2 separate regions of the Homo sapiens genome follow, and region 1 is linked to region 2. Evidence: read pairs that join two places in POLR2A ChIA-PET (ENCODE). Cell type or tissue: OCI-LY7. All regions are shown on one strand. Links, peaks and the distances in the headings refer to the core of each region. The heading gives the core; the rest is flanking DNA.

What was found. Peaks named below come from ENCODE experiments on the same cell type or tissue, not always from the same donor. Only the 100,000 strongest peaks of a DNase experiment are listed, where the experiment ranks them.
Region 1: POLR2A ChIA-PET joins it to region 2 with 10 read pairs; 2 of 35 experiments call an interaction of 5 or more read pairs at or near these places.

What each region holds. Positions count from the first base shown.
Region 1 is chr12:78,396,462-78,407,925 of GRCh38, forward strand. No RefSeq gene overlaps it. Among named protein-coding and RNA genes, the nearest start is that of LINC02424, 42 kb to the left of the region's middle. In OCI-LY7, for the core only: no CTCF peak of the experiment used is centred there; no DNase peak of the experiment used is centred there.
Region 2 is chr12:78,451,752-78,463,215 of GRCh38, forward strand. No RefSeq gene overlaps it. Among named protein-coding and RNA genes, the nearest start is that of LINC02424, 98 kb to the left of the region's middle. RefSeq lists a silencer at 6,425-6,474. In OCI-LY7, for the core only: no CTCF peak of the experiment used is centred there; a DNase peak (open chromatin) is centred at 6,400; H3K4me3 peaks cover 673 bases; H3K27ac peaks cover 776 bases.

The DNA of each region.
Region 1 (11,464 bases), core at 1,608-9,607, 56 kb before region 2:
TCAGAATTCTCTATTGTTTCTTCTTCAACTGGGCAGCCAATGGGTGAAGCAACAGAACAGGTGGAGGAGTTCTTGGAAGGGTTCTTAGAAGCCAGGACTAGAGGTGGCATTCATAATTTTTACTCACATTCTATTGCTGGAGCTTAATCACAGGGTGATCTAAACACAAGGAAGGCTGAGAAATTAGGTTTCTTCATGAATCCAGGAAGAAAGAAATAGAATCATCTTCTCCACAGGGACCCATCCTGTTGTTCAGCAGGCAAATTGACAGAGAGCAGTGTTGCGTGCTGGGCAGGTACCATAATGATGTCTTCTGTCATAAGACAACTGTCTTTTCCTGGGACTTTGGCAATACCTCAGTTGGCTTTCTCAATTCCTGTAGCCTAGTTTAAATTGCTTGTTTCAGCTGAGTGCTGTTATTTTTTGACAGCATTCAAGAGAATTAAAGAAATGACTTTTCTTCCTTTCATTGCTACTCATCTATGTTCTCAGATTGTTTATTAGTATCTCTATTTCTTTTTAATGTTATCTCCATGGGAGAAAATCCTATTTCAGCCTAGAGATTTTATTCTGTAATTACATCACAAAGGATCACTTTATAAGGAAGGCATTGACTTTGAATTTCTGTCAGCTTCAATTTAAGCAGATGGAAAACTATGGATTATATACCACAAACAACCACCTTTTTAAAGCTTAGCAACCAAGAATATTTTAACTCTCCAAGTCAGCTTACAAGTCTAGGACCTGCTCATTATCCCTGTGCCTGAATAGTTCAACAGATAAACATTTTGTTCATAAAACAAAATGGTATTATATTTCAGACAGGAGAGAGAACAGATGTGTCTCTCACAATGAGATTTTGTTGTTTCAATACATCAGACTTTTCTTTTCCTCTCTCTTCTCTCAACTATTCTAGAAAGGTTGGGTGCAATTGTTATGTGGGCTAAACTTTAAGAAATCTATAATAATCAGACCTTTACATTGCCTCTTCTGTTTAACAGAAATCTGCCAGAGAATGTGCTGTGGGAGTGGAGAAAGAATGCTAGCTGTTAAAAACCATGTCGGCTCATCACAGAAATGTGATTTCCATTCTTACTGTCACACCAGTAGTAAAAACTTAGGAAATGAGCCTTTTCATCTCTGGTTACCCACTTCTGCTGCTAAAGCCAAAAGAGACCCCATTGGTAGGCAAGCCATTGAAGTCCACAGTGCACTGTAGAAGTACAGATCTGCACTCCTGCAAAGATATAGTTACTGGATGTGCAAGTTGCTATGTATACAGAAAGCTAATCCCCAGATTGTTTGTCTTTAAAAAAACAGAAATCCCATATCAAGGCAATACACTTATACTTATGCATTTTCTAAGCCACTTAACACATCTTAGAATACATACATGAGAGTTCATGGACCAAGACAGCTGACTGGAGGAAATTTGTTATATTTATGAAAGGCTGAAAATAATTGAGATTTTGCCATGTTTTCAATCATAAAATGGTCAAAGACATCATGACCCTAACTCCCCATTTGCTAAGCCAGAAACCTGGGGAACATCCTTTCCCTCTTATCCCACATCAAATCATATGTGAAGACCTACTGAATCTGTTTTCTAAAACTCACCTGAATCCATCCACTTCTCTTCATCTATACTGCTATCACTTTATCTAGTTTCCATCATCTCTCAGCCCACAGTCTTCTTCATGCACTTGGGAGTTTGTTAGAAATGTGGTATCTCAGGGCTCACCCAACCCTACTTATCTACATTTTGACAAGATCCTCATATGATTTATATGCATGCCACATTTTAAGAAACACTGGCATATCTCCCTGTCTCTACTTTATTCACTTCCATTCCATTCTGAACACTGAAGTCAGGGCAATCTTTATAGAATTCAAATTTGATTGTGTCTATCTTGCTTAAAACTCCTCACCTTCATGTCTTTTGGCTCAAGTAAGTAAAAAGCCTTCAAATTAAGTTGCAATGCCCTTCAAGACCTGGTTCCTCCAGCTTTATTTCATAAAACTTTTCCTTCCCACACTATGCTATAGCCATCTTTGTTCCAAATACGACATTCTGTTTCTCAAATGGGGTCTTTGTGCTCTCTGTTCCCTGGTTTAGGATATTCTTTCTCCCACTCTGTTCAACCTCAGTCCTTTAGGCTTCAACGTAAAAGCTGAGTTTTTAGAAATCCTACTCTCTTACTATCTAGATCTCATGGTATCTTTTCTTGCCTTATAAAAAATATCCAATGTTGTATTAACTTGTTCAATGCATGCACTACTCAATAAACTATAATTTCTATAAGGAGAGATATCATGTTTGTCTTGTGCAGAGCAATATCCCAAGCACTTGTGACAGCAACTGGCATGTGGCACTTATGACAGAGTGACCAAATGAAATAACTTCTCATAAAGATAAATGGACAGTTTCCCACATCTTTAAGAATAACAGTCTTCTAAAACTATGACGCACTGTCACAGGGAAGATGAATCAGACTTATTCTGATGGGTTCCAGAGGACAGGAAGATATACGCAAGGCCCATGAATGACTGCACTTATCTCAACATGTTGGCACTAAAATATCTGTTGAATAAATGAATCAGAACAAGTAAATAAAAGATTTAGGAATAGATAAATTATTAATGATACAACTTAGTACCATTTACAAGGTACTAACAATAGAATGGATTGTTTTGTGAGCTCAGATTGCATAACCGTTTAAAGGTTGAATAGGAAATAAAAAATACCTTAAGAAAGTGATTGAAATAGATGATCCCTCAGGTTCTTTACATCTCTAGGAGTCCACTATTCTATCAGTTCCTCTGTGAGGGAAAATAGTGCTAGTCATAACTGCTAGACTTAGTTTACAGAAAAAAAAATGTTGCTCATTCTTGTTAATGGTTGTATCACTACATTTATGTACAGACTTGTAGTAGTTTTCATATTTGGCATGATCAAAAGGACACTGACACCAAATACGTCCCCATTTGGTTGTCACTAGTCCTTGAACTCCATTATTAGAGAGTCTTTACTTTGAAACTGTTCCTTCTCCAGACACTGATGACACTGATGTTGCAAAAAAAAGATGCCACAGAAGTGGCAACATATTTCACTATTATCCATAATCTCCATCTTTATTTGGGGTCCTTTATGAGAACCCATTCTTAGAGTTGAGAATAAACAGTGGAGGAAAGAGGGATGCAATGGTAGCTTTTGGAAGGTAAGATGGCTCTGGATGCAAGCTCAGCTCAAATATTTCTCCATCAGAGACATTTTTTTGGATATCTCAATCTAAATGATATATCCATGTTATTTTCTTCTTTATCAACTTTCATTCATTCAAAATATATTTGAGTGATTACTGTCTGCTAAGTGCTGTTCTAGGTAATTAAGATGCATCAGTGAACCAAAAAAGACGAAAGTACTTCTTACTGTCAACCTTGCATTTTAAAAAATGTGGTCTAAGGATCAAAATGTCAGCATCACCTGGAAGCCTGAGAGAAATGCAGAATGAAAGGCGTCACCTAGACCTACTTAATCATGTACAGCCTTTTAACAAAATCTTCAGGTTATGTATGCACGTTTAAGTTTGGGAAACACCATTCTATTGTGCCTGCTCTTTTATTTCATATGTTTTCACTTTTTTTTTGAGACAGAGTTTCACTCATGTTGCCCAGGCCAGAGTGCAATGACGCGATCTGGGCTCACCACAACCTCCACCTCCCAGGTTCAAGCGATTCTCCTGCCTCAGCCTCCTTAGTAGCTGGGATTACAGGCATGTGCCACCACACCTGGCTAATTTTGTATTTTTAGTAGAGACAGGGTTGCTCCACGTTGGTCAGGCTGGTCTGGAACTCCCGCCCTCAGGTGATCTGCCCACCTGGGCCTCCCAAAGTGCTGGGATTACAGGCATGAGCCACCGCACCCGGCCACGTTTTCACATTTTTAAATGATACATGTTTATTTGCTTAAAATCTATTTGCCCTACTAGACTATAAACTATGTGAGGTCAGAGGTTAATAGGCAAAGGTAGACGGGATGGATAAATGTAAATAACAAACTTCATCTGCTCTTCAACTCTGCCAAGGTACCACCTTCTGCTGACTTCTCTTTTCAGCCCCACCAGCTGATGCACCTACTGTACAATAGGTAGGGAAACTGAAATGTAGGAAGAAGAATTAACTAACATCTGTGAATTCTTTTTTACCTTCTGTCTCAACTTCTTCATCTCCTCCATTTTTTAAAAGTTGCATAAAATATACTAGCATAAGAATATCTGGAATAAAATATGATAGCATTAATTCCTGAAGATAAAAAAGTTTGTGATGTATGGAACATGAGAAATTAAACAAGTATCCTTACCTCTACTTTCATCCCAGCCATCCTCATTTAAGATTTCTTTTTCCAATTTTATAACAGGACTTGGTTCTCTTTGACAGGAATAATGGGCTTTGGTGGATGACAGGATTGCTCTCACATCAAACTTTTTGTAACATATACTCTGTAACAAGGGTTGGCAAACTACACCCCGTGGGCCAAATCTGACTGACCATTCTGAATCCTTTTTTTGACCCATGAAAGGAGACTTTTTTTTGTACCATGAAAGGAGATTTAAAAAAAAATACTTTTAAACAGTTAAAAAGAATATTTCATAACATATGAAAATTATATGAAATTCTAATTTGTGTCCATAAAGTTTTATTGGAACACAGCCTGCTCATTAGTTTACGTATTGTTTATGCCTACTTCCATGCTATAGTGGCAGAGCTGAATAATTAAAATAGGGAATGTATAGTCACATCAAAATCTAAAATATTACTATCTGGGCCTTCACAAGAAAAGCTTGCCACCCCCTGCTCTATAGTAGCATTATCCCATAGAACTAAAATGTGAGTCACATATGCAGTTTTAAATTTTTGATAGCCACTTTAAAAAGTTAAAAATAAAAGGTGAAGTTAATTTTTAAAATGTTTTATTGATCCTAATATATTCAAATATTATTTTAATGTGTAATCAATATAAAAATTGAGATGTTTTACTTTTATTTGTATTAAATGCTTTTCAAATCCAATGTGCATTTTACACTTCAGTGTACCTCCACTAGAATTAGTCACTTTTCACGTGCTAATATCCACATATGGCTAGTGTTACCGTATTAGTGTAGTTTTAGAGTATATAGTTAAAAGTTGAATAATTTGTCTTAATTGTAGACATAGAAGTAAAAGTTATTATAAGATTAAAATGAAATATCAGTGATGGGAGTATGGCAGAAGGAAATTATGCCTCGTAGCTTAAAGTATCCTTTCTTTGATATATCAAGAAAACAAGGCCTGTAGTCCCAGCTACTTGGGAGGCTGAGGCAAAAGAACCACTAGGACATGGGAGGCAGAGGTTGCAGTGAGCTGAGATCATGCCATTGCACTGCAGCCTGGGTGACAGAGCGAGACTCCATCCCACACACACACACACACACACACACACACACACACACAAACACACAAAAGTCATGGGTACATGAAAAATAGTACATAAAAGAAGAGTATCCAGACTTCTTGGTTCTCAGGTTTGCATTACAGTAAAAAGTTTGTTTCCAAGGTTTCTGGAGACAGAAGGAACACCTTAATAGGTTAGAATTTATTTGGGAACAAGAGATGGACTTTATTTGTGGATTAGATTTTTTTGAATGCACTACAGAACTAAATGGCAAAAACAAACAAAAAAAAAAAAACAAAAACAAACTAGAGAAACCCATCTAAAAGATCTAATTGTAGCCTACTACTTGGGGTGAATAGTGGGTGGTCTTTTCAGAACAGATCACTGAAAAGACCACCCACTATTTAAAACAAACAAACAAACAAAAGCTTTCTTTGAATTGGGTCCCCTGAAAATAGGACACTAAAAGATAATATAAATATAGGCCACCCTTTTGAAAGGGATATATTTTTTATAACCTCATATAAGGCACTATGGCTTGCTTTCAATATATGGAGTGTCTATCCTACTTAGCATGCATAATAGCATTCCACAGCTTTCTGAGTTACTAAAGGAAGGTCTCATCTTCAGCTCTTGCCTTCACTTACCATCTGTTCTTTTTCAAAACCACAGTGCCTCAGCTATGCTGTGGAAATTGAGAAAGTTAATGACTTCTAGCTCTGTCTTCTATTTTGTGGCACTAGGTAGCTCCAATTATCTTTCACTATCTCAATTTCTCCACCTGTTAAGTGGGGATAACGATGAGCAAATAATGTGCACAACGTCAGCAGGGTTTAGAAGTGTTCTGTTTTGTCTTTTTATTTAGATGGAAAGAACACGGTGTTGTTTTAGTGCTGTAGAAAAAACACATAAAATGTCCTTTGCTATTTAGCCACTCATATGCTTTTCTTGTTCTAAAAGATCCAACTTTCCTTAATTAAGTTTGGCAACAAATGGGCATCTCCTTCAGGTAAAACCTGCTTCATAACAAAAATAAAAGGATTTGACAAGCCACTGGGACAGTTTCCAGTACAGTCCTGGGCATTAGAGGATAATTCAATGAAAGAGATATAAGGTCTGAGAACACAAAGGATGACTCTTAATTTTATGCAGCAACAAAGCATGTTTACAGCAGACAAAATGGGGCATCGAACGGAAGATTTTTATAAAGCAAATGTACTCACACCTGAAGAAAATTCTGTTTTTGTTTGCTTGCTTGATGTGGCTCTATCTTGTGCTGACAAAACACATTCTTTGGTGTATTATTCTTTGTGATTCTTCTCTCTTATATCCCTGAGCCCTGTAATGGTGTATTATCTCTATAGAGAGCAGGGTGTGCTTTATGATGGATGAGAGATCCCATAGTGAGGGAGATCCATCATCTGTTACAGCTGAGTTAACTGAGTGACTCAGCCTGTGGTCAGTTGTCTGGAAGGACACTTTAAAAAAGGATCTGGATATGGTATGAGATGCACTTGATTTCTGGAATGTGGCTGACACTGCCACAAGAACCTTAATAAAACCACAAACCTAATGGCCAACTAAAACGAGAAAGAAAAACATAGGGAGGAGACCTGTGATAATTTGGACATTTGGCTGATTTCAGTGAAAGAATAAAATATGACCCCTAAGAGTGTCCATTTCTCCTAATCAGCCTGCAGAGCTGCTGAATATGTCTTAAAGAGGCCCATTTGGAAACCTCTGAGTTTCCAAATAATCAATGAATTAGTCTTCATTGATCTGCACTGTTAAGAACTACAAAAGGTTTTTTTTTTTTTTTTGGTGTGTAAAATTAAAATTTAGTGCATTAGAATGCAACACAACATTACTTAAAAGAAATATCTTGAGCTTAGAAAAAGGATCCCAGTTGAGGTGGCTTTACTCTCTCTGGCTGGGTAGCCTTAAAAAGTTCATTTACGCAATCTGAGCCTCCCTTTCCTCAACTCTTATGTGCATGTTTTCACGATGATGTGTTCCAATACTGTACTGTCCACTATGAGAGCCGCTAGGCACATGTGGGTATTGTGTTCTTGAAATGCAGCTATTGCAACTGAGGGACTTTTTATTCTTATTTCATTTTAAGTCATTAAAGTCAAACTTAACCAAGGCAGTATAAATTTGTTTTAATACTGATTATTTATTATAAAATTAGTTAAATAATATATCAAAATTTATTTATGTTGTTTCTTTTTTACCTTTTTAGCATACCTACTAGAAAATTTAAAATTGCATCCAGGCTCAGTGGCTCCCAATACTGTGGGAGGCTGAGGCGAGCAGATCCCTTGAGTCCAGGAGTTTGAGACTAGCCTGGCCAACATGGCAAAACTCCATCTCTACTAAAAAAAAAAAAAAAAAAAAAAAAAATGCAAAAAAATTAGCCAAGTGTGGTGGCATGTGCTTGTAGTCTCAGCTGTTTGGGAAGCTTAGGTGGGAGAATAGCTTGAACCCAGGAAGCAGAGGTTGCTGTGAACCAAGATCACACCACGGCACTCCAGCCTGGGCAACAGAGTGAGATCGTGTCTCAAAAAAGAAAAAAACAAAACAGAAAATTGTATTGTATAGTAACTCTTGTTATATTTTGGGGGGGACAGTGCTATTCTAGAAAAATGATTTCAATTAACTATCATTCTACTTCCATAGCTATGTATTATTGAAAATAATATTGTCATATTAAAATACTTCCATGACTATGAAAGTTCAACCAAAATATTAATGAGCTATATTTGTCCCTTTTTCTATAGATAAAATTATTTTTTCTTTTTCTATTTTAAACATTAAAGCAATTTTTATAAGGGGGAGCCTATATCCTAGATGAATAGGGATAAAAATATTTCTTTCTTTAGGAATATAAGCTCTTCACATTTACCGTTAATCAATGTCTGCTTTGCAACTCCAGGTAACACCTCTTATCTAAGATTTAACCTTTTTTCTTTTCTTTTCTTTTCTTTTTTTTTTTTTTGAGATGGAGTCTCATTCTGTTGCTCAGGCTGGAGTGCAGTGGCATGATCTCGGCTCACTGCAACCTCCACCTCCCAGGTTCAAGCGATTCTCCTGCCTCAGCCTCCAAAGTAGCTGGGATTACAGGTGCCGGCCACCATGCCCGGCTAATTTTTGTGTTTTTAGTAGAGACAAGGTTTCACCATGTTGGCCAGGCTGGTGTCAAACTCCTGATCTCAGGTGATTAACCCATCCCAGCCTCACAGCTGGGATTACAGGTGTGAGGATCCACGTCTGGCCTTTTTATCCTTTTAATAACATGCCTCAGACGTGTCTTCTGGAGATTAAAAGCTAGCTTTAAGAAAGTTGCTACGTTTAGTAGCTCTCTCTGAGTTGAAGGACAATAGAGATAAGTTTTTGCCCATTCTGTTTAATTTGAGGAGAGTAAATTTTTAGATTTCAAAAGATACAAAATATTTGCTTTTTCTCCATCAGCAGGGAAGATCTTGGAGCTGCTAGATCTTTAAGAGCAAAGTCTCAACCTTTCCTGCACAGCCCCTGACATTTAAAGGCCAGGGCAATCAAGCCTATCTCAGAGGTGAAAACTGCCAGTTCAAGATGTCATCAGCCAGCCTTTCCCAAGGTGCCATATTCATGGCTAGGGATTGAGATCAGCATGTCATAAAGCCCTAAACACAGCACAGAAGAAACACATTTAGACACATGGTTACACATGGATTATATATTCCCTGAATAAGATTGATTCTTAGGCTAAGATCAGGCTTATTTATCCAATGATAACACCTATCAATTCAAATATTATTGAAAATAATATAGTCCTATTAAAATACTCTCTTGACTACATATTAGTTTGTCTTAGGAAAACATCTTTACTCCAAATATCTTATAATCATCCAAATAGGATGTTTTGTCACCTTCAGTTCAGAGTAGTGTACTATATTTTTTAGGGTTGAGACAATTTTCTTATTTTCTTTAGTATCTTCCCCATGCTTACAAAAGTGGGGAGTTTTCAGTTTCTGAGGCTGTCCCTGAATGGCATCTAATCAGCATCATTAAAGTTTTGTGCTTTGTCTTTTATCTGGTTTTTCAGTGAAAGGAGCCTAGCTTCTTTGTCCTGCACATTTCTCATTTCTTATTGTAATTTCTTATCATTGTAATTCCAACTAATTTTCTCAAGAATCAAGAAATTTTCCTTCACCCTAGCTGCCTTTGAAGAACTTCCAAAGACTAGTCACTCAATATTGAAACGGCATTGATATACCTGACCTCTTTTATATCATTCATTCATGTGTATTTTATTTTTCTGGAAAGAGAAAAGGTAGGATAGGGTTCATTGAACTGAGAGTGTTTCTGAAAGTCTTTTTTTTTTTTCTCCCTTTCTTAGAGCGATAATCACTGATAGTATCTTTTTCTAGAATAAGATGTTTGTATATTCTTGGCATTAGGAAGTCATTAGGAACTCTCCTCCATTTGCTGTCCTTGTTGATGACTTGAATTTAAGATGAGTACTGACAATCTCTAAGAGAGGAAATCATTTCTCACAAGTAAGTTGAAATGACAGACCTTGCAAATAAAGATTTTGTGTTGATACAGATATGAAAACAAAGCATGTCCTCAAACATTAGAACAGTCGATTCCTAGTGTAGCAGGGCATTTATCACAGTGTTCTTGGAGACTAATCATCTGCCATCTACAGAGAGAATATGAATATTGTTGGTGGCACAGATCATCTTTTTAAACACAGCATACAATTAAGGCCTCCACAGTGTAGCTCAATTAGAGAAAATATCTTCGTATTTTTATTTTCTCAAGCTGGTCCAATTGGCTGTTTTATTGCCTGAGATTTTGGGGAAATTATTGAGCTGGAAAATCTATCTGTGTTTTAATGTAAAAGAAGAATTCTCTAATTGTAAATCATACAAAAAAGTGTATTCTAGAGTATATCTTGTAACATTTTACAGGGAATGTGATAAAACAGAACTTGTCAGTTCCTTTCTGAGGGAACCAGGCTGCCTTCTGTGTGCTCTCTCTCTCTCACTTTCTCTTTCAGTATTACTGATACCAAAATCATTTCTTATTGACACTGCATATTTGTGCATATGTAAGGGTTTAAGAATTTAGCACCATTGACGACATGACACCTCAATGCCTCCTTTTAGCTTAAATATGTTATGTGGCAGGAACAGAATTCTCTTAAATCACCATAAAAGGCCGTTGGTAACTACTAGAAATGAGTGGAAATACTGAGCTGTTTACACAGTAAAATCACTCCTCAGTACCAGCACTTAAAGAACAAAATGAAAAGTGAAGTGGGAAAATGTGGGCTTTGAACCAAACAACATTTTTCCTGTGTTTTATTTTTTCATTGGAGTAAGGAATGGTGCTTTTTGTTGTTAGAAAAAAATAAATAAACGTACGTGCTTCTTATAGAAAGGCAAATAATTAAACATGGTTTACTCATTGTGTTCTTTACTCTTGGCTCTCCATATGAAAACATTCTAAAATGAGAAATCTCATGTTATTATAAAGACATGGGTTACGCTGGGGTGTGATTATTTTATTTAACAGATTTAAGATAATTTTTAAGGCAAAACTATTTCTATGTCCTGTTACCTGACCACAGTAACAGTGATGTGTTCATCTGTTTACAGTTAATTCCTCATGATAAATGATCCTGTTGAACAAATTCTTTTAGAGGTTCTGATGGTAAATAATGGCCAAACATTCTCTCTAAACAAAGCATCAACCGTTTTCAAGGTATATTGAACAGATATATTAGACAGGATAGGCCAAGTAATTCTGTGGTAACAAACAACCACAAAATTTTAGTAGCTTACAAAAATAAAAGGATTTATTTCTTTTTCATGCTACATGCCTGTTGTGGGGCAGCTGTGGCTCTATTCTACATTGTCTTTATTCTAGAATCTATGATCCATTAGCTGCTCACTGTTTGATAAGTGAGTTAACGAAAGCAGGAGAGAGCATGCAAACCATGCTCTCACTCCTACAGCTGGGCCGCAAAAGTGATAACATTTG
Region 2 (11,464 bases), core at 2,008-10,007:
TGCTTAGCATTATATCAGGCCGGGAGTAGAAAAGTTCTCATCATTTAGAGCACTTTTCCTGCAATCAATCAACCCGAGTTCCAGGACTGAGTTCCAATCCTGTCATTTGCTGTCATGTTCTGTTGGTTTGACTTTGATGAATCACTAATTTTCTTAGCATCCACTAATTGTTCTTAGCATCCACTTTGCCATCTGTAAAATGAGAACAAGATTAAAACTATCTTTAAGGCTTGTGGTAAATATTGAAGAGAGTGAATCTGAAAGCCCTCTGTAAACTCTTAAAAAATAAAAACCTACATATGTACAGCATGATATTACTATTACCACATGTTCAAACCTTAAGCCCATACTATTTGTGATCAAACAGAGGTTACCATTTTTTTTTCCTGTTTACTTCTAAGATAAAATTCTGTTTGCAGTAGGTTCAATAATGGCTTACTTAATCAACAATGGTTGAATTATGTTGAATCAAAAAGATATGTCGTTATATTCCCTAGGACTTGCGAATGTGACTTTATTTGAAATAACATGTTTGTAGATGTAATTAAGGATCTTGAGATGAAATGATTCCAGATCTAAGTTGAACAGCAAATCCAAGGATTGGTGTCCTTATGAGAGTAAGGCAGGCAGAGAATGAAGACACAGAGAGACAAAAGCAGAGACTGGAGTTATGCAGCCCTAAACCAAAGAACACCAAGCATTGAGGCAGGCACCAGAGGTCAAAGAACAACATAGGGTGGATTTTCCCTCAGAGCCTCAGAAGGAACTAACTCTAAAAACACCTTGATTTTAAACTTCTAGTCTCCAGAACAGAGAAAGAATCAGTTTCTGTTGTTTTAAGCTACCTAGTTTGTGGTAATTTGTTATGGCAGCCCTAGGAAACTAATGGAATGACAACTGGGGCGTTGTGTGAAAAACTAGTTTACTGAACGTACTCTGCATTCAGAGTTAACAATTAAGAAAAAAAATGGCTCCAAAATGCTTTTGAAGTATTTTCACATTTAAATTGAAGGATGTGAACCTGTTTGGCAAGTTTTCACTGAGGAGAAATAATGAAATTTGAATATTAAAATTTGTTCCCCTTTCAAAATATCAAGTAGGATGAGCTTCAGTTCTAAAAGTTACATTTCATGTTTGAAATACTAAGTTATATTCCATTGTTGAAGTTTAGGCAAAAATTATTTAGAGAAATTTAAGTTTCTTTTCAACTCCTTCTGGTGTAAACAATACATATGTTCATAGGTATATTTTGGTATGCATATAGATTCCAAACATTATATTTGTTTTATTTACTTGGCACTGTATTATTTACAAAAAGAATTTTGAAAGCTACATCTTTAGATTATACTATTTTAACAATATATTTATTAATATAATATGTTAAATATTTAAAATACTTGATACATATTTATGAGCATAAAATATGACCTACTAATGTTTCTTAATATAAAACTTAAATTTTCTGATAAAATGAATCAGAAAAATATTTCTTACATCTTCAACAGTAAGTCATGTTCCTGATTCTGTCTTCAGTCTTGAAAGAACTGACACATTAATTAGATGGCAAAAGTAAGGAGAGATCAGCTCTTTTATAGTTTGCTTTTTCTTTTCTTTTCTTTTTAACTTGGATTGGCAGTTCTTGCCAACCTCATCTCATTTAGTTTTACCTGCTTACTAAATTAGGGAGAGTGGGGGTAAGAGTGGTCCAGAAAGATAGTCTGCAATCAGTCAGCAAAAAGCACTACAAAAGTTTTCTTTCTATTCTTCTGGATGGAGGAGGAATTGTGACCTGAACCATTATATAAGGAAAAAAAGATACGCAAAAATTCCTGGAAATGGATTTGTTTGAATCTTGTCAACTCGAAGTAGTTTTCTGGAAGATACCCAGGCCTGTGATTGAGCCTCACCTCTGCTTGTGGTTACCAAGAAGGATTAGGCCAGGGTTTCTTAATCTTTTCTGTTCCATGTACTTCTTTGGCAGTTTAGGGAGGTCTTTGGATCCTGTTAATGAATTATGGCATTTTTTTTTCTCTTTGCTTGTTTTTAACATTTTATTTTGAAATAATTATAGGCTTACAAAAGTTGCAAAAACAATACATAGGGTGTGCCTGTCTATCACCCAGCTTCCCTCAGTGTTGTCATTTTATGTAACTATGACAATTAGCATTGATACAATACTGTTAACTAGATTATAGAACTTATTCAGTTGTCATCTTTTACATGTAATTATTTGGTTGTATGTGCATCTTTCAGTATTGGTGAGATTATTGACTTGGAATTTTCTGTCTCATTCTACATTTCTCGTATCAGATCTATATTTATCCTGTAGCTATGTCTTATGACCTATATTATCATAATATCTTCCTAATATCAGCTCTGTAGTTATTTCAGATCTGTAAACACTGATAAAAATTCATTGATGATAAAATGATGGTAGAAACTTAAAAAATGAAAGCACAGATCAAATATTCAGTGCATCTGTATTTTTGGAATGCTTGGTGTAGGTACAAAGAGCTTTTTGCTAGGAAAAGGAGATTCTCTGCCAAAGAAGGAAAATGCAGTTCTCATGGCAAAATGCATTAGAAATAACTTACCTCAAATAGAGGATAATACCATATTTATTGCAAGAATCTATCATTCTTTTCATGATACTTAGAAGTTTTGTTTGTTTGTTTGTTTGTTCGTTTGTTTGAGGCAGAGTCTCACTCTGTCGCCCAGGCTGGAGTGCAGTGGCGTGATCTCGGCTCACTGCAAGCTCCACCTTCTGAGTTCACGCCATTCTACTGCCTCAGCCTCCCAAGTAGCTGGGACTACAGGCGCCCACCACCACGCCCGGCTTATTTTTTGTATTTTTAGTAGAGACGGGGTTTCACCGCGTTAGCCAAGATGGTCTCGATCTCCTGACCTCATGATTCACCCGCCTCAGCCTCCCAAAGTGCTGGGATTACAGGCGTGAGCCACTGCGCCCGGCCTGATACTTAGAAGTTTTGAAGTAAAAGAATATTGTGATTGAAGACTTGAATTTCATTTCAAATTTTGGCTCTATGGCCTTAGGTAAATCACTTAACCTTTTGAAGTCTCAGTGCACAGGACTGTAAAAGAGGAAATCCGGTATTCTTCAGGGTATTTTCAAGTCTAAAACGCTATGAACACAAAATAATTTTTTCATAGTCTATGACAAGAGTCTTCATCAAAACTCTTAAAGAAGTAACTTTTTCTTTGAAGGATTCTCCAGTCCTTTTGTATAGTGCCACCTTAAATTAGCTCTCACTGGATTTCTAGTTGGTTCTGCATCCATTCTTTAAGTGGCCCACCATTTTATCCTATTATCTTGTTTGCCTATTTTTGAAGCATGATGTGCTTTTAACAAGTATTTCCCAAATATATTTGATTACAGAACCTCCCACCTACTTCTAACCAAAACTTCTAAGCAAGCCACCTTGGGGAACACTGTCCTCAGTCTTTATCCTCTAGCACCAGAACATTTTTATTTCATATCCCTATCCCACTCAGCCTCCATTTACAGAAGATATTTGATAAACCTATTTCTTTTAGTCTGATATGGGGAAAGGGTGCCAATGCTTCTGCTTACAGTTAACTTATTTGATTAAAAAATATATGCTCTCTAAAGAAAGTATAATAGAGCAACTTGTTTTTCATAATTGGTATTCTATGTAATGTGATCTGCAGGATTTTGATTAGATAAGTTCCAGCTTCCTTCACATCATGTAAGAGAGTCTGTTGGTAGATCATCTATGTTATCCTACCATTTTTATTTATCATATTGATATTTTTGCTATGTAGCTATCATCTTAGGAAACATTTTACTCTCATTTTTGACATTTAAAAAATCTGATTCCATTACATTTTGTTAACTAACAAAAATCTGTTCTTTTGTCTTTGTAGAACAAATTAGACATTTTTATAAGGGCAATTCTTATTCCCTTTCTTTGCTTTCCAATAGCTAGTTTTGTCACTTAACATTGGTGACATGCCTGACTTCGGCTTGAGCTGCTTCTTCCACATTTGGCCTAACACTTTTGAGTCTTCCATCCGGTAGATTTATCTGACATCTATCATAGTGGCCTCCTGACAGCACCTTTACAACACTATTACTGTAAAACTCAATTATATATACTTTATATCCTATCATTCTTACAACTATAACAATCTTCTAAAAATTTGACTTTCTAGCCTCAGCATAGACACTCTGGATCCTGATAGAAAACACTATAATTGTTGTGTCAACTAGAACATACATAAGATTGTCATCAACTCTGTAGCTATAAGACAACTCATATTGATCTGACACTTTATCTTTCCTCCATCATCTCCCTAGTTTCTCAAACCCTTCTGAGACCTACACGTGGTGACTAGCATTATTGCTTACAACCTCTTGGAGGCATAGAAAGATTAAGTGGCTCATGAATCACTCAGCAAACCTGGAACTCATTAATTCTCCTGTGTTCTAAACAAAAAGTCTTAACTGTGCTATCTTTATACTATCACACCTCATATGAGACAAGTCATGCTTCATGTATGAGAATAAATTTCAGGTCCTAAAACACTCATGCCTTCTCAAAGCTATATGCCCTACAATTACAACTCCAGCAAAGCAGTATCTTTAAGCCTCTGCTCAAAGTCTGCCAATGGGGCCACATCTATTTTTCAGATTATTACTTTAACTCCTTACATCATCTTCCTACCTCTACCTTAACTTATTTGTTGACTACTTTACCCTCACACAATCTACTGTCACTCCACTGGCTTCCTTGAGGTTCTTTAAACATGCCAGGCATAGTCCAAACTCAAGGCCATTGTACTGGCTGTTTTCTCTGCCTGGGTCTTTTTTTTTTTTTTTTTTCCAAGATTTTTGGTCTTCAGATATTCAAATGTCATCTTCTCAATGAAGCCAGTCTTGACTATTTCCTTTAAAATCATAACAACTGTTCCCCCACTTTAATTCTCTATGCCTTCCTTTTGTTCATAGCACATGTCATCTTTAATATGCTGTTATTTACTTGTTATGCTTGTTATGCATCATCTGTTTCCGTCAACTAGAAGGTAAGCTTCTCAATTGTAGGAATTGTCTGTTTTGTTTGTTGCTGTATCCACAGCACAATAAATATCAGTTGAATTAATGAATATACATTCTGCCAGTCTCTCTATAGGTTTGCAGACACCAACTATCCCTTCAAACTAGGCATTAGGATATTGTCTGTCTTTCCTAATGGAGAAGGTTAATAATCCTAGGGCTCCCTCAGAGGAAAAGGTGGCAGAACAATAGGCTCACTTTTGCACCTGGAGGGTAATCCAATTAAAAAACCCACCATATTCTAGAATAGAATATAGTTTAATAAAACATTTTGAAAATAAAAGCTTCCTGGTCAGCATTACTTTTATCAGCTGATATGTCTCTATAATGTAGCTCTTCTTTTCAGCTTTGAAATTGTAAAATACTCTTCCCTGGCTACAAGTCTGAGAAAAATAGTATCTAATTGCTATTTCTCTTTAGAGTGATCAAGCTACAGGGAAATTCACTTGTTAGCATTCTACTTTTACATTACTCTATAACTAGAAATATTTTTAATTTACAGGGCTATTTTACAAATGTCTTTCTCTCATTAGATATATTAATATATATGTATATTCATTTGGTATATGTGCGTGCGTGTCTGTGTGTTTTTGGTGAATTTGTGATTTAAAACTTTAGTGTTTGTTTCAGTGCCTGGGAGAATGTTTTAATTGTTTTCCTCCTAAAAGGATGCAAACTGTGTTCAGAGAGGTGGTGCCTCACTTATTCTACAAGATGCAGTGTTCAGGGTCTACTAACCATCATAGAATAGGATTTCTGATCAACCCGGAGAGTGATTACTTCACAACAGGTGGGATATATTTTAAGGCCTCTTTGCTTCTTTTTTGGAGTTGAAGAAGAGTGGGTAAAAAAAGATGGCCCCTTAGATGTTATCTGAACAAGCTCAATCTAAAAGATTTCTCCATTTTATCATTTTATTTCCTTAAAACATCGGCTGGACACAAAGGGAACTTCATTTGGTGCAAATTGCCTAGAGAAGATGTTAATTGAGGACAGTGGTATTGTGTAGCAGTTCACTGGCTCTATCAGAGGTTCAAATTTGTTGATTTACTTGGAAAATTAGAAATGGGAAGGTTGGTTTTTGGATAAGCACTTTTCAGGATTTGCGTTGAGCACTGAAAATGGAAGCAAGGAAGTCAAAGAATAAGTAGAGGACAAAAGATATAGACATATCTCAGGAAAACTATCTGGTTACAAGTGACTTGCTAATTTTCTGAGTACTATCTTTGTGTTCTTCCTGAAGTCTATTATCAAGTAAACAAAATGGGAACTGACTCATTCTGGTGTTTCATAAAGCTTAAGAACAAATCTCTCTCTTCCCTTCTCTCTCACTTCCTCCTGTTATAGACCACAGGCTTTTGGTCACACTCCTTCTCTTTCTCTTTTGTAAGCTAACAAGAAAATTGACTTTATTTCAAGATGTAGAGTCAAGTGGAGTAACAGCACTCTCTGAGATAAGCATTAGGTGTTCTTTCAGGCTGTTTCACAGTACATCTCATTTTCTTGAAAAGTCAGGTTAAATTAGCTAAATAACAATAAGGGGAATGCCCTCAGTTTGAAAGTCAATTGTAGTGATCCTGAAGCATTTTTACAAGGGTAATGAATTAGGAGAGATGTTGGATTTACTCCCTAAAACATCACATTGTTTTTACAAAATAGACTTTGTAAAAGTCTGGTGTGCTGGGCTAACAAATACGCCTTCTTGTGAGTTTCTATATGAGCAATATGAGATGACCATATTCAGGGGTTATGTGGAGGGAGGGAGTTAGAAAGGCTTGGGAGAGGGCAATCCTTTCCTATGGTGCCTGAAAATAAACACGATTCTTTGTTTTTGAGTAAGGACTGGCAGAGCTGTTTTGTGGAGTTCAGATAGTAGACTTTTTAGGCTTTACTGGTCTTATTGTTAGAGGTGGTGAGTATCCGAGCTACTAGCAGCGAATCCGTAGGGGTCTGCAGCAACCTCAATTCTTGTCTCCTCAGAAGAAAGAATTTGACTGTGGGGCATAAGGCAGAAAAAGAGATGGAGCCAAGTTTTAGAGTAGGAGTGAAAGTTTATTAAAAAGCTTTAGAGCAGGAATGAAAAGAAAAGTAGAGTACACCTGGAAGAGGGCCAAGAAGGCATCTTGGAGTACAAGTGTGGGGTTTGACCTTTGACTTGGGGTTTTATATGCTGGCATACTTCCAGAATCTCGCATCCCATTTCCCTTGATTATTCCCTTAGTGTGAGCTGCTCGCATGTGTGGTGGCCAGCTAGCACTTGGGAAGTGAGCATGTGCAGTGTGTTTACTGGAGTTGTATGGATGCTCACCTGAGCCATTCTCCCCTTTTCCAGTGGAATGCCCCCAGAAGCTCATATACCAGTTAAACTTTGCCATTTTGCTTCTTAATGGCATGCTCGAGCCCACTTGCCCAATTCCTGAGATCTTACTGGTGAGAGAAAGGACTAGCTGGATTTCCTAGGCCAACTAAGAATCCCTAAGCCTAGCTGGGAAGGTGACCACATCCACCTTTAAACATGGGGCTTGCAACTTAGCTCACACCCGACCAATCAGGTAGGAAAGAGAGCTCACTAAAATGCTAATTAGGCAAAAACTGGAGGTAAAGGAATAGCCAATCACCTGTTGCCTGAGAGCACAGCGGGAGGGACAATTATCAGGATATAAACCCAAGCATTCGAGCTGGCAACGGTAACCCCCTTTGGGTCCCCTCCCTTTGTATGGGAGCTCTATCTTCACTCTATTAAATCTTGCAACTGTACTCTTCTGGTCCGTGTTTGTTACGCTTGAGCTGAGCTTTCGCTCGCCATCCACCACTGCGTCGCAGACTTCCATCACTCCAGATCTGGAAGGGTGTCCACTGTGCTCTTGATCCAGCAAGGCGCCCATTGCCGCTCCAGATGGGGCTAAAGGCTTGCCATTGTTCCTGCATGACTAAGCGCCCAGGTTCGTCCTAATCGAGCTGAACACTAGTCACTGGGTTCCACAGTTCTCTTCCGTGACCCACGGCTTCTAATAGAGCTATAACACTCACCACATGGCCCAAGATTCCATTCCTTGGAATCCGTGAGGCCAAGAACCCCCAGGTCACAGAACATGAGGCTTGCCACCATCTTGGAAGCAGCCCGCCACCATCTTGGGAACTCTGTGAGAAAGGACCCTGTGGTAACACTGGGAAAGCTGTTGATCACCAGTTTCAGGTGTTTTGATCCATTGGGAAACTGCCATTCCCTGATGGTGGCTGTGACCAAATTTATTTGAAATATCAATCAGAAAAAAGAAACAAAAATTAATATAGTACTAGATTAATATAAATAGAGAGTTTATTTGGGCCAAGTTTGAGGACTGCAACCCGTGAGACATAGATTCAAGTTGCCCTGGATATATATGCTCCATAGTAGCAGTTACAAGTGGCTTTATAGGGGAAAAAGTTTTTAAGTTGATGTAAGCTATTGACTATTGTATTAGCTTGTGAACCCAAAAGTATCTGAGACAGGTCTCAATCAATTTTGAAAGTTTATTTTTCCAAGGTTAAGAATGCACCCATAACACAGCCTCAGGAGGACCTAATGTCATATGCCCAAGTTGGTCAGGGTACAGCTTGCCTTTTTTGTTGTTGTTGTTTGAGATGGAGTCTCACTCTGTCACCCAGGCTGGAGTGCAGTAGTGCGATCTCAGCTCACTGCAACCTCCGTCTCCCCGGTTCAAGTGATTCTCCTCCCTCAGCTTCCCAAGTAGCTGGGACTACAGACATGCACCACCACGCCTGGCTAATTTTTGTATTTTTAGTAGAGATGGGGTTTCACCATATTGACCAGGATGGTCTTGATCTCTTGACCTCGCAATCTGCTCTCCTCGGCCTCCCAAAGTGCTGGGATTACAGGTGTGAGCCACTGCACCCGGCAAGCTTGCTTTTATACTTTTTAGGGAGACAGAATACATCAATACCTGTAAGATGTACATTGGTTACATATGGAAAGCAAGACAACTTGAAGTGAAGGGGCTTCCTGTTCATAGGTAGATTTCAAATATTTTCTCATTGACAATTGGTTGAAAAAGTTAAGTTATTATTTGAAGACCTGGAGACAGTAGAAAGGAATGTCTGGGTTATGATGATAATGGGTTGTTGGAGTTTTATCACGCAGATGAAGCCTCCAGGTAGCAGGCTTCAGAGATAATCAATTGTACATATTTCTTATCAGACTTAAGTTCTGTGTTGATGTTAATGCTGGTTGGCTTTTCCTGGATTTCAAAAAGAAGGACAGTATAATGAGGCAAATGCAGCAATAGGTTTGGACAAAGGGGATATGATTTAATGGTAATAAATGGGGAAATCTTAGGAAGCCCCATTTGTTTTGATTATTCTGTTTCCCTATATCTTCAGAGATGAGGATGCTCCTTTCCTACAGATGTAGAACAGGTACCTCTAAGGGTCTTACTGTTTCAAGTGAAGGTCAGAAAATCCTTCCTAGATTTTATGACCTGCTTCAGGGGAGAAGGACAAGGGAAGGAGAGAGTAATCTTTTTGCTTCTGCTATTTTCTCAAATGTCACAGTGCCATAGTTTGAGGTAGTGCATCCTGAAACTCATCACTTTCAATAGAACATTTGATGGTCACTGGATTTTTTGTTTCATATCATTCTCATATGTCATGAAAAACTCTTCATTTTAAAAAAATTATTCAAAAATGCACAAACTATTCTTAGCTTTTGGACTCTATAAAACCCAAAATTTAGACAACAGACCATAGTTTGCTGACCCTTGTTTTAAACCTACAAACTGATATATGCCAAGGCTAGTGAATTTTATCAACGCACTTTTACACCTGGTCTAAAGTGGACTTTTTTGGGTTTTAGAAACGTCAAATTTATTAAAATATTTGATTTATACTATGTGTAATAGTCACTGTGGCTAGACTATAAGTAAATGTGATCCTAGTCCCAAAGGATTTATCAGTCTCTAGTAGGAGACAGATACCTAAACAATTAAATATAATTCTCCACTGAAACAAAAGTTAAGTATAAAGTATATGTAGAAACTTAGATTCAAGAGTGATTAATTTTAACTGAGAAGAATGGAGGACTCTGGAGACACTTCACAGAGTTAATGAGATTGAGCAAGACCTTGCAGGACTGGCAAATGAATGAATGATTTCTACCCACTAGACTGATTTGTTTATAGCTGTAGCCTCTAATATTCCATAGTTAAGGCAGCATTTGGAGCTTTAATATTAGTTTCAATTTATCTGCAACAATTGGATTGTTTTTCTTGGTGTGCATTTTATAGAATAAGCTATATTTTCCTGCTCATACAGGATACAACACCAAAACCTTCCTGAAACCAGATAAAATGTTAACTCTCCTTGACAGAAATCAATTAGAACATCAAATGGGTAATTGTTTATATTCTGAAAAGCAGCGTAAACTATAATGGAAAGAATAAAAAAAGCTAAAAATAAAATTGCAGAGGCAGTTTCTTCATTCAGTCATTTATTCAGTCAAATACTTATCGTGATAAATGCCTAATAGGTGCCAGTGACGATTATGAATGATGGAGATATAGTAGTAAATAGAAAAATTTCATGAGTATGTTCTAGGATAAGACCAATAATAACATCAAAATACTAAGAAAGAATAAAAGGTGCTCTGAGAATTAAAAAATAATAACCATGGAAACGGGGTAGAGATGAGCTGGAAGCAGAACATCTTTGATAAGAGAGCCAGAGAAGGCTTTCTTGAGATGATATTTTATCTGAGATTTCAATGGATTTAAGAACTCAGCTATGAGCAAACTTGGGGCCAGAGAATTCTGAGCCAAAGTAACATTAGATTCAAGGGAAGGTGCTTGGTAGTATCTTCCACAAACAGGAAGAGGGACCTGCTTAGAGAAATACATTTACTGAAAGATGGTTATAACCTGAAGTGGAAGATAATATTAATCTTTAATGGTATATTAAGTAGTTTTGATGTTATTTTCATTGCATTGGGAAGCTATTGAAGTGTTTCATGCAGTAAAGTGATATCTGATTTATAATTTTTAAAATCTGCTGTTGTGTAGAAAATGAAATGTAGTGGAACAAAAGCAAAAGTCTCTTGCAGGTGACAATTACTTCCCATTACAGTGAAAATGCCTTATACCAATTGTCTGCAGTAAGAATGGTCATAATTTTTATGCTTGTAAATCATTCTAAATGTTTTCTTGAATTTTTGAATAGACAGAATTGGCTAGCTTACAAATAAATGTGCTTATTGGCAAATGGACCAATTTGTACATATGGGCCATTAACATTTATAAGAATATGGGCCTACATCTATCATAACTAAAACCTCACCGAAATGTATATTGAAGTCTATTACCAAGATTCTAGTCAGTG